Linked DNA regions of Homo sapiens: region 2 is linked to region 1. Evidence: chromatin contacts called from ENCODE Hi-C or POLR2A ChIA-PET data. All regions are on one chromosome and are shown on one strand. The core of a region is the stretch at or near the end of the contact, and the rest is flanking DNA. Distances in the headings are between cores, read along the strand shown. Region 1 overlaps RPA1 (replication protein A1). Region 2 overlaps RTN4RL1 (reticulon 4 receptor like 1).

Region 1 (6,185 bases), core at 73-2,572:
CGCTGAGAACTACCAGCCCAATATTTAACCTAACTGGTAATTTGCTGTGACAATTATGCCACAAACGGAACACTACCACTATGCAAGGATGTCGCTCTCTAATTAAGAGGGCTCTGCTTTTCCTAGTCACCGGCACTTTAATAACACACACACAAAATGAGGCTTGGCTGCGGGAGCTCAAGGTTCTATTAGGAGGCACGTGCAGCATGCGGCGGTGGCCTGCACATCGGTCTGAGCGTTGCTGCCCGGTGAACCTGCTAACACCTTCAATTCTCCAGCAGACGGAGATGGAAGGGAACCGAGCAGTCAGACGCTCTCACGAGAGAGCCGCTTTGACTGACAGGCGTTTTCCCGGAGAGCCTGCGCGTGCCCCCACTGCAAATCGACACTCAGGCAGCGCCTCTTTCCAACCAGGAAGGCTTGGTGTGGGTTTGATCCTTACAGAGTAACTTTAACAAGGATTTCCAAAAAAATAAAAGTCCACGGAAACAAATTTTCCTCTTCAAGATGGAGAGCAAGACAGAACAGGGACACACGCACACCCAGACACCCAAATTGCCAGTTAGAGACCCTGGTATGAGACAAAAGAATATTATTACCATCACGGCTGTAAAGGATGTTGCCGTCTTCTAAACTGACTGCTGGACTCCTGAAACGTGGCTAAGCAAGACAAACTGTTTTTTGCTTAATTAGTGGCTCCTTTGTGAAAGGTTTGCTGCCTGGAAAGAGCCCATTAGAGGAGGAGAGCTCATTTGCAGGGATGCACCTTATACAGCTATTCAGATTTTGAATAAATCGTGGAGCAGGAAATTGGTGGTGGTGGTGACGGTGGGAGTCGCCGTGTTATGGAAGCAGAAAAGCTTCTGCAAGAGACAGGCTTTGCATTACAAGCCTAAGTGCTGAGGAGATCAGCTTTCCCAGGCAAACATATAAGCCTCTAAAATTTTAGGCCAATGGAAATGACCTCTGTACCATGGCTGACTGAAGATATAAATAAACTTCAACATGAACAGCAGTGTCAACGGTGAGAGGAGATGAGAGTCCAACTGGGGCTTATTTTTAAAAAGTCCTGCCTGTTCTAACTCCATTTCAGGGCTGGGCATTGAAGAGCACAAAGCTGCAGTTCCCCGCGGCAAGCCCTCCTCTTTAACAGGCACCAGCCCCCTAGGTTACCTGGCCGTTGAAAGGAAGCTGCAACACACATAAGTTAAATATAGGTTTGGTTATTTGCATTTTACAAGCACCGAGAATGTTATCTGAGGAAGCTGTCATTTTTAATGACAGCACAAACTTCCAATTACCAACTGGGTAATGCACTAGGGAACGGGCATAATTTTATAAGAACGGCTCGCAATTATTAAAAGTTTACACGATCACTTCTGAGTTGGCTATATAAATATTTCTCACGAGGCAGGTGGGATTCAGTTTTTCACAGGGTCTATTCAAGGCTGAAAAAAAGATTTGTTTTATTGAAAAGTATACATTTTGAGACTCATCAACAGCTAAGGAGAGGGTGTAAAGCGACAGCTACTAAGAGCCTGAGAAGCTGCAAATGCAGCCAGGTGGCTGGTTCAAAGCCTCTCACAAACACCCACGAGCTCACTGGCAAGTCAGACACTGTCACGACAAACCCAATGCAGGTTAGGGGTATGGCAATGGATAACACAAGAACCTCTTACTGGCCGGGCACAGTGTCTCACGCCCGTAATCCCAGCACTTTGGGAGGCCGAGGAGGCCGGATCACCTGAGGTCGGGAGTTCGAGATTAGCCTGGCCAACATGGTGAAACCCTGTCTCTACTAGAAATACAGAAATTATCCAGATGTGGTGACACACGCCTGTATAATCCCAGCTACTCGGGAGGCTGAGGCAGAAGAATCGCTTGAACCTGGGAGGTGGAGGTTGCAGTGAGCCGAGATCGTGCCATTGCACTCCAGCCTGGGCAACAGAGAGAGACTCCATCTCAAAAAAATAAAAAATTAAAAAAAAAAAAAAGAAACTTTCACTCAGCCCATAGTCAAACACTGTCCTATTTGCACCAGGAACCCATTTCCGTTCAGTACCTCTACCCAGCCTCCGTGGCACCGCGTGGCTTCGTGTCAGTGACGAACACAGCGCATGCCACTGTTACCAGTGTTGCTCTCGGTCTGCCTCATACAGACCGGACAGCCCCGACCTAAATGAAGGCTCTAATCAGTGAGTCTCAAATCACCCAATTCTTTGTGAAGTCTTTCCTGATTGACTCCAGTCTTCCAGCAATTTCCCCCTCAACTGCATTTTAATATCACTGTGATATGACTACTTAGCCCCCAAGCCTTGCTCTAAATAGTCCATAGCTCTCAGGGACAGATATCTTTAAGTCACACACTGGCTGGGCGCGGTGGCTCACGCCTGTAATCCCAGCACCTTGGGAGACCAAGGTGGGCGGATCACCTGAGGTCGAGAGTTTGAGACCAGCCTGACCAACATGGTCTCTACTAAAAATAGAAAATTAGCTGGGCGCGGTGGCATATACCTGTAAATCCCAGCTACTCGGGAGCCTGAGGCAGGAGAATTGCTTGAACCTGGGAGGCAGAGTTTGCAGTGAGCCAAGATCACGCCATTGCACTCCAGCCTGGGCAACAAGAGCGAAACTCCATCTCAAAAAAAAAAAAAAAAAAAAAAAAAGTCACATACTAAGGCTGGGCGTGGTGGCTCACGCCTGTAATCCCAGCACTTTGGGAGGCAGAGGCGGGCAGATCACGAGATCAGGAGATTGAGACCATCCTGGCTAACACGGTGAAACCCCGTCTCTACTAAAAATACAAAAAATAAGCTGGGCATGGTGGCGGGCGCCTGTAGTCCCAGCTATTTGGGAGGCTGAGGCAGGAGGATTGCTTGAACTTGGGAGGCAGAGGTTGCAGTGAGCCGAGATTGTGCCACTGCACTCTAGCCTGGGTAAGAGTGAAACTCCGTCTAAAAAACAAACAAACAAACAAACAAAAAGACCCCAAAAAATCAGCTGGGCGTGCAGTAGTCCCAGCTACTCAAGAGGCTGAGGCAGGAGAATCACTTAAACCCAGGAGGTGGTGGTTGCAGTGAGCCGAGATCGCACCACTGCACTCCAGCCTGGGCGACAGAGACTCCATCTCAAAAAATAAAGTCACATACTGACAGGCTGGAACCATGAAGACGAGTGGCTACATACTTTTCTCAATGACTTTTCAAAACCATCATTACAAATATAATTACAAGACTTAATAATCATTAATAGCTTTAGATAATCAGGTTGATTTATAGGCAAGTCAAATGTATTCTCAAGAGGCCTTCTTTGCCAGGGTGGTGGGAAACAAGAGTTTCGCCTCTTCATAGGCACAGCCCCCGTCTGTGTAGTAGGCAGGATGAAACCAGGGCTCCAAAGCCTTCTTTTTCCCTCCCCTCCCTACATTAATCTACCTGCTTCCAAGGAAGGACCTGCTCAAATTACCTACCAGCCCTTGGTGGTACACAGGGTTAGAGGAGTTATCCCTGGACTTAGGCAAAGAAAAATCAATGAGAGAACCTAACAGAACAAGAAAAGGCATGGATTGTCAGTGCCACAAAGCATAAACGCTTCTGCTCGTGAAATCTTGAATTTATAACAATTAGAAAAAGTATAAGCATCCTGCAAGAGTGAATTGGCTGAAAACACATCCAAAGAGCCAAACACCACTTAAAATTATTTATCTAAAGCTATTAATGATTAGTAAATCTTTTAATTATGTTTGTGATTTTTTTGTTTTGAGATGGAGTCTCCCTCAGTCGCTCAGGCTGGAGTGCCATGGTGTGATCTTGGCTCACTGCAGCCTCTGCCTCACGGGGAGGGACTCTCTTGCTTCAGCCTCCCGGGCAGCTGGGATTACAGGGGTGAGCCACCACACCCGGCTAATTTTTGTGTTTTTAGTAGAGATGTGGTTTCACCATGTTGGCCAGGCTGCTCTTGAACTCCTGATCACAAGTGATCCACCTGCCTTGGCCTCCCAAAGTGTGGGATTATAGGTGTGAGCCACTGCACCTGGCCTAATGGTGGTTCTGATGCAATTTTTATCAAAATAAAGATGCCCATCCTAGGAGAAAATCATTACAAAATGATATGCTTACTATGCTACCATTTTTAATTTAAACTCTATACACATAGATACATAGAAAAAACTAGCCAGGGCCAGGCACGGTGGCTCACACCTGTAATCCCAGCACTTTGGGAGGCCGAGGAGGGCGGATCACGAGGTCAGGAGATCGAGACCATCCTGGCTAACATGGTGAAACCCCATCTGTACTAAAAATACAAAAAATTAGCTGGGTACGGTGGCACATGCCTGTAGTCCCAACTACCAGGCTGTAGTCCAGCTACATGCCTGTAGTCCCAGCTACTTGGGAGGCCAAGGCAGGGGAATTGCTTGAACCCGGGAGGTGGAGGTTGCAGTGAGCTGAGATCGTGTCACCGCACTCCAGCCTGGCGACAGAGCAAGACTCTGTCTCAAAAAAAAAAAAAAAGAAGAAAAAAGTAGCCAGCTACACAAGTGTTTATTACTGGTTGGTGAAATCCTAAGTAATTTTATTTTTCTTTTGCCTTTTTGAGATGGAGTCTCGCTCAGTCGCCCAGGCTAGAGTGCAGTGGTGCGATCTCAGCTCACTGCAGCCTCTGCCTTCCAGGTTCAAGTGATTCTCCTGCCTCAGCTGCCCGAGTAGCTGGGATTACAGGAGCCCACCACCACACCTGGCTAATTTTTGTATTTTTAGTAGAGGTGGGGTTTCACTATGTTGGCCAGGCTAGTCTCAAACTCCTAACCTCAGGTGATCCACCTGCCTTGGCCTCCCAAAGTGCTGGGATTACAAGGGAGAGCCACCGCACCCACCCTTTCTCCCCCTTTTTTTGAGATAGGGTCTCGCTCTGTCGCCCAGGCTGGGGTGCAGTGGTGCAATCATGGCTCACTGCAGCCTTGACCTCCCACGGCTCAGGTGATTCTCCCACCTCAGCCTCCCAGGTAGCTGGGACTACAGGTGTGTGCCACCACGCCCAGCTAATTTTTATTTTTTTGTAGGGACGGGGGTCTCCTTATGTTACCCAGGCTGGTCTCGAACTCCTTGGCTCAAGCGATTTGCCCGCCTCAGCCTCCCAAAGTGTTGGGATTATAGGCATGAGCCACTGTGCCAGGCCAATTTTGTTTTTCTTAACTGTAGATTATTTTCCTAAAATAAACATGGAGGCCGGGCGCGGTGGCTCACACCTGTAATCCCAGCACTTTGGGAGGCCGAGGCAGGTGGATCACAAGGTCAGGAGTTCGAGACCATCCTGGCTAACACGGTGAAACCCCGTCTCTACTAAAAATACAGAAAATTAGCCAGGCATGGTGGCACATGCCTGTAGTCCCAGCTACTCAGGAGGCTGAGGCAGAATCGCTTGAACCTGGGAGGCGGAGGTTGCAGTGAGCTGAGATCGTGCCACTGCACTCCAGCCTGGGTGACAGAGCAAGACTCCGTCTCAAAATAAATAAACAAACAAACAAACAAATATGATTACTTGCATAAGAAAGTCAATAGTCCAAATTATCCTTTTTTTTCTTAAACATTTACTTAATGTCTTAATAACAAAAATACCAGTTTTTTTGAATAAGTGAAAATTAAACATCTATGCTCTCTTTTTGAGGAACCGATGACTTCCAAAGGTGTTTATAAAAGCCAGAACTCTACCAGCGGAGTGGATATAAGACTAAGAGTTAACAAACCACATAAAAGGTGGCCGGGGAGTGGGGGGAATCTTCCCTTTGAGACAAGGAAACAATCAGTTTACTAGGGGAATAGTGGCCTTCTAACAGGTGAAAAGAAGAAAAGGAGACCAAACAACCTGTTTCATCCTCTATAAATAAAACCTTGGGCGGCATATTGCCAAAGAAACATGAGTCAATATAAACCTTTACATACTGGGCGGCCAAACTTCACTTTTGGACAGTATATTAATTATGTAGTCAATAACCATGGGTTTCATTAGTGTATTAAATACCACGATCAATAGTATTTATACTTTTTGAAGACAGCCCACTCAGGAAACAGAAGTGGGGGAGGGGAACATTTTTGACCCTGCAGTTCAAAAAAGGAACAGCACGCGAGAGATTAGCAAGGTTTTAATGGAAAGCATAAAACACTGGAAATATGGACAGAAATCAGATT
Region 2 (5,898 bases), core at 281-2,780, 65 kb before region 1:
GGAACCTGGGCTGGGTCTGCGGCTGGATCTAACGGGTAGAATGCAGTGAAAGTAAGGCTGTGCCAGTTCAGGTCCTAAGCCTTAAGAAGGCTGGCAGTTTCACGCTGTGGTTTTAGGAGCTCAGAGCCACCAGGTAAAAAATCCAGCTACCTTGCTGGAGAGATCGTGCACAGAGACCACATTAAGAGGAGAAATCCTCGCCAGGCACAGTGGCTCACGCCTGTAATACCAGCACTTTGGGAGGCTGACGCAGGTGGATCACCTGAGGTCAGTAGTTCGAGACCAGCATGACCAACACGGTCAAACCCCATCTCTACTAAATACAGAAAATTGGCCAGGCGTGGTGGCATGTGCCTGTAATCCCAGCTACTTGGGAGGCTGAGGCAGGAGAATCGCTTGAACCTGGGAGGCGGAGGTTGCAGTGAATTGAGATTGCGCCATTGCACTCCAGCCTAGACGACAGAGTGAAACTCTATCTCAAAAAAAAAAAAAAAAAAAAGAGAGAGAGAGCAGAAATCCTGAGGCCACATGGAGAGAGAGAGAGGCTCAGGTGTCTACACATCATAACTCAGTTCCCAAATGACTCCAGCCCCTGCCACCATCTGACTGCAACCACATGAGACACCTGGAGTGAGAACAACAGAAGAACCATCCTGCTGAGCCTGTTTGACCCACAGAGTCATGAGATCATTAACTTTTTTTCATGGACAGGACTATTGTAGTAAGAAATGGTTTTGTTTTAAGCCCTCGTGTTCAGAGTGGTTTGTTACACATGTGGAAATAAATGACCAACCAAATGAGAACCGGTAAAGGCTACTTATTCAGAGCTTTTATAGCAAGGGAGCCAGCCACCTCACTCAAATTCTGGCAGATAGTCCAGGCAGGCAGAGGAGTGGGCAAGTTTTATAGAGGAAAATGGGAAAGCTTCAAGCCTGCCCTGACTGGAGGCTGTTCGCTTAGGGAAGCTGGCGGCTGGCTAAGGGGAAGCAGCTCATCCACTGTGATCGGCTAGGGGAGCATATTTGGCTTTCTCTCTGGTTGGTCTGAAGTTAGAAGTGGGGACAAAAATGAGGGAAACTAATCAAGTCCTAGCTGTTCTGGGCAGACTGTTGCAGAGGTCCTTGTTTGGCTTCTCGGATTGTTTGCTAGAGACAGTGGTCCGGGCCGGGCATGGTGGCTCATGCCTGTAATCCCAGCACTTTGGGAGGCCGAGGCGGGTGGATCACAAGGTCAGGAGTTCAAGACTAGCCTGGCCAACATGGTGAAATCCTGTCTCTACTAAAAATAAAAAAATTAGCTGGATGTGGTGGTGGGTGCCTGTAATCCCAGCTACTCAGGAGGCTGAGGCAGGAGAATCGTTTTAACCTCGGAGGCAGAGGTTGCAGTGAACTGAGATTGCGCCACTGCACTCCAGCCTGGGTGACAGAGTGAGACTCCATCTCAAAAAAAAAAAAAAAAAAGGGACAGTGGTCCAGCTCCCCCACGAGTCTGACTTGTAGACAGCAGATTGGCTTCCTGGGCTGGTTGCTATAGATCATGGGTTGGTTTCCTGGGCTGGTTGCTGCAGACCATGGGTCAGAGTTCTATTTTTATATGTGGCCTGGCACTGTCCATTTGTGCCTCTAGTCTGTCACTCGGCGATAGATACCTACATGTAAACTGACAATTATGAGGCCAGGTCGAATGAACAGTGTTCTGGGTAAGCCCCAAAGGGGGACAATCCCCTTAGCCTGTGCCAAGTTCAAAGAACAAGTGCAATGAGCCAGGCAGGTGCGGGAAGGAGGGGCATCCCAGGGAGAGGGGACGGGTGACCTCAGGCCCGGGGATGTGCAGGAAGGAGGGGCATCCCAGGGAGAGGGGATGGTGTGACCCCAGGCCCGGGGATGGGAGGGAACATGGCACATGCAGGGAACATTAGCTCCTGAGTGCGCTGAGCTCCTGACTGCAGATGAGTGTTGGCTTCGAGCCCAGGGCAGAGTCAGAAATCCTCCTGCAAGAAGGGTCACAGAAATTGGGAGTGACACCATCGGAGCTGAGTTTTAGAAAAACTCCGATAGAGAAGGGGGAGTGGGGCCAGGCAAAGGCAGGAGATGAGTGAGGAGGCAGCTGATCTGTCAGGAGAGAGGACGGCCGGCCCGAGCTATGGGACTTGGTGAACCCGACTCAAGGGGAGAGGAGAAGGCAGCGTCCTGGGTTTCTGGCAGATGGAGGCGGTGGTAGTCACTGAGAGGGTGGCCCAGGAAGAGGGAAAGGGTTTGGACGGGGTGCTTTTCATTTGGGGAATGCTGAGGGGGCAGCCTCCAGGAGATTCCAGAGGACCTGTGCGGAAAGCAGTTCGGAATTGGAGTCGGCAGAGTGCTGAGATCAGGGGAATCTGGAGCCACCAGTATATGCACAGGTCACGGTGGCTCCCACGGGCTGTGGGTAAAATGAGAAGAGGTGCCCATGCCAGGGGCTGAGAAGGAACGTCCAGGAAAGTTGGAGTGGTCCCGGGTGGGCGTTGTGTCAAGGAAACCGAGAGGGGGAGATTTCAAGGGGACTTTGACCTCAGGGCAGTTGAGGCAAGACAGAGACTGGAGGCCGGGCCCGATGGCTCACGCCTGTAATCCCAGCACTTTGGGAGGCTGAGGCGAGTGGATCACCTGAGGTCAGGAGTTCGAGACCAGCCTGGCCAACATGGTGAAACCCCGTCTCTACTAAAAATTACAAAAATTATCCATGCGTGGTGGCAGGTGCCTGTACTCCCGGCTACTTGGGAAGCTGAGGCAGGAGAATCGCTTAAACCTGGGAGGAGGAGGTTGCAGTGAGCTGAGATGGCGCCATTGCACTCCAGCCTGGGTGACAGTGAGACTCTGTTTTAAAAAAAAAAAGAAAGAGAGAGACTGGAAAGTGTTGGGCTTGGGCAACAGCAGGAGTCTGCATGGCTGTCTGGGAGGAGGGGTAGAATTCCAGGTGTAGGGCTCGAAGAGGGAGAGGCCAGGGAGGAGGCGGCCTTTGGAGAAGTTTGCCTGTGAAGGGCAGGAGAGTGAGGCAGTGGCTGCAGGGAGATTTGGGTTGGGCGGGTTTTGTGGTTCAAGGGGAGAGGCTTGATCTGAGTCTACAGACAGACGGCGAGGCGTGGTGGGTAGCGGGGGCGGGGAGCTGAGGATGCTGAGGGGGCCATCTAGACCAGGAAGGCAGCTGTCAGAAGCCTTGGCCTCCGGCGGAATCCATGCTGCAGGTGGAGCTGTGTTGGCCCACACAGTGTTTTGTTTGTTTTGTTTGTTTTGTCGAATTTGCTGCCAACCAATTGCATGCAAAAATCCTGATTCCCAGCCTCTGGCAAAATCCAAAGAATTGATAACCCAGGGCCCCCTCTTCCTTCTGGGGAGGAGCGGCGGGAGCCTGGGGCCTGCAGAGGGGCCTGGCTCCTGGGTTGCCACCTGTACCACCTCCCTGCCCACTTTAGCCTCTTCTGTTTCCTGCGTGGCCTCTGAAATCATTTGAATTGAGACCTCGGGGTCAGGAGCAGTGAGAGAATGGGACCAGAGGCAGAGGGCCCATAATTCTGGGAGGGATGTGTGAGGATGCTGGGAAGGCCAGGGGCCAGGCCTGGAGGTGAGGTAGGGAGAGACTGGGCGAGGTTTGGAAGGGCCCCTGAAGGCAGTGAGGGAGGGGGTGAAGCTGGGAAGCCCTCAGTGGAGAAGAGCTTTGGTGGTGGCAATGCCGGAACTAGGTAAAATGTTAAACCAGGAACCAGTAGTGGCTCCATTCCCATCACAGGATGACAGAACCGGTTCTGGAGAGAAGCAGAGGGCAGAGGATCTCTGTGTCCTCTAGGAGCCTCCACACCCAACATCAGACCCTTGGCTATGTTAGTGGGTGGGGGCAGTCCCTGGAACTTCGGGCCACACAGACAGGGAACCCCAAGACAGAGACTGCCCTTCCCCAGCCCAGGGACTCTCCTAGGCTAGGAGCACGCTGAGATCGCTCCACTGAGCGCTGGGAAGCACTCCTGTCCAGGGAAGTTAGGCTGCTCCTTGGATTCCGGGTCAGAATCCTCTCCCTCCCTTGGGACAGGCCCTCAGGGAATGCTTTTCCTACACCCCCTCCCTCCATCGGTTTCCATCTGAAGCATCTTCTGCCTGCCCAGCTGTAGCCTTAGGCTGAGTTCTATTAGTTCCAGATGGGGCTTGCTCCTGACAGGAGAGGGGGCCTCGCCCCAGGGCCTCCCCAGGTAACAGCTCAACACACACCTCAAGACTGAAACATCCCCATTTGGACCCTTTTGCAGAGTGTTCAGCTCTCAGTCACACTGGGAATCGTACGCGGCTTGGACACATGTCACTGTACCACGTCGAGTTGGAATGTAATTAGGCGCTGGTGGGGAAAATTCCATCTGTCTCCTGGGAATACCGGAATAATGAGCCATCACAGAGGGGCAGGGAGGTGGGCGGGGGGCTGTTGACCTGAGCAGGAGGCTGGGCTCCTTCCTTAGCTCCAGAGCCGCTCGTGATGTGCTTGTCTTGGCTGTGTCAGCGAGCCTGCCCTGTTCTTGAGCTGGAAGCAGGAGCTTTAGTGGGGAGCCTGAGAGGGTGTTCTGGGCTTTGAAGCAGGGAAAGAGAGCGAGCCATCCCTCTCAGGGGTGGGGGGAAGGCAGAAGCCATAGTCCTCACCACAGGCACATGGCCTTTTGCTATACAGAGCCCAGACGAGGGCGGAGAGTCCTGGGGCTGAGGAGCTAGACTTCCCGCAAAAATGGGCTGGACAGGTGTCGGTCAGCGCTGAGGGCAGTGGGGGCCTGGCGGGGCCAGGGGTCTTTACCTGGAAAGTGAACTGGGAGAGGCCCCAGACCACCTCTACCTTGAGCCAACTCTCCTTTGCACCCCTGAGGGTCGCCCAGACCCATTCGGGGCTCCTGGCCTGCCCTGCTCCTCCACGGTAACTGGGTGTTTCAGAGGGGGGCCCACTCTGGCCTGCTTCCTGCTGCTTCCCACCCCAAAGGACAGTAAGTCCATGGGGCCAGGGAGATGGACCCACCCAGAGCCTGTGTTCCCCACTCAAGACCAACTCTGTGCAGCCACAGGTACATTAGATTTTCTAGTAGCCATATTAGAAAAGCAAACTGGACTGGGCGCAGTGGCTCATGCCTGTAATTCCAGCACTTTGGGAGGCCGAGGTGGGCGGATCACCTGAGGTCAGGAGTTCAAGACCAGCCTGACCAACATGGTGAAACCCCATCTCTACTAAAAATACGAAAAACGAGCTGGGCATGGGGGGCGCGCGCCTGTAATCCCAGCTACTTGGGAGGCTGAGGCAAGAGAATCACTTGAACCCGGGAGGCAGAGGTTGCAGTGAGGTGAGATCGCGCCATTGCACTCCAGCTTGGGCAACAAGAGTGAAACAACGTCTCAAAAAAAAAAAAGAAAGAAAGAAAAGAAAAGCAAACTGTAAGCCAGGCGCGGTGGCTCACGCCTGTAATCCCACCACTTTGGGAGGCTGAGGCGGGCGGATCACGATGTCAGGAGTTCAAGACCAGCCTGACCAATATGGTGAAACCCTGTCTCTACTAAAATTACAAAAATTAGCCAGGCGTGGTGGCGCACGCCTGTAGTCCCAGTTACTCAGAGGGCTGAGGCAAGAGAATCTCTTGAACACGAGAGGCGGAGGTTGCAGTGAGCCAAGATTGCGCCACTGCACTCCAGCCTTGGTGACACAGCGAGACTCCATCTCAAAAAAAAAAAAAAAAAAGAAAAGAAAAGAAATGCAAACTGTAACGGTGAAATTAATTAAAAAAATTTTTTTTTAGAGACAGGTTCTTGCTCTGTCGCCCAGGCTGGAGTGCACTGGTGTGATCTCGGCTCACTGCAAGCTCCGCCTCCCAGGTTCACGCCATTCTCCTGCCTCAGCCTCCCGAGT

Evidence for each region. A loop is a pair of places that touch in the nucleus more often than their neighbours do. ChIA-PET counts read pairs that join two places held with the same protein, here RNA polymerase II (POLR2A). Pooled maps may share reads with other maps.
Region 2: a map of posterior vena cava shows a loop between it and region 1 (9-fold over the local background). The contact joins two enhancer-like sites. A Hi-C loop is called at or near these places in 2 of 168 maps with a recorded cell type or tissue (HepG2 and posterior vena cava), 1 of 37 single-sample maps with no recorded cell type and 2 of 50 pooled maps. POLR2A ChIA-PET finds 5 or more read pairs at or near these places in 4 of 52 experiments (A673, K562, Panc1 and 1 more).

What each region holds. Positions count from the first base shown.
Region 1 is chr17:1,899,493-1,905,677 of GRCh38, reverse strand. It overlaps RPA1 (replication protein A1), which reads right to left. Exons shown (of 17, transcript NM_002945.5): 17 at 5,596-6,185. Among named protein-coding and RNA genes, the nearest start is that of RPA1, 73 kb to the right of the region's middle. RefSeq lists enhancers at 1,330-1,379, 1,460-1,509. Within about 2 kb of position 1,322, at least 2 of the 41 ENCODE cell types and tissues checked have a DNase peak (open chromatin) inside an H3K27ac peak, as active enhancers do.
Region 2 is chr17:1,964,621-1,970,518 of GRCh38, reverse strand. All of the region lies in intron 1 of RTN4RL1 (reticulon 4 receptor like 1), which reads left to right. Among named protein-coding and RNA genes, the nearest start is that of RTN4RL1-AS1, 50 kb to the left of the region's middle. Within about 2 kb of position 1,530, at least 6 of the 41 ENCODE cell types and tissues checked have a DNase peak (open chromatin) inside an H3K27ac peak, as active enhancers do.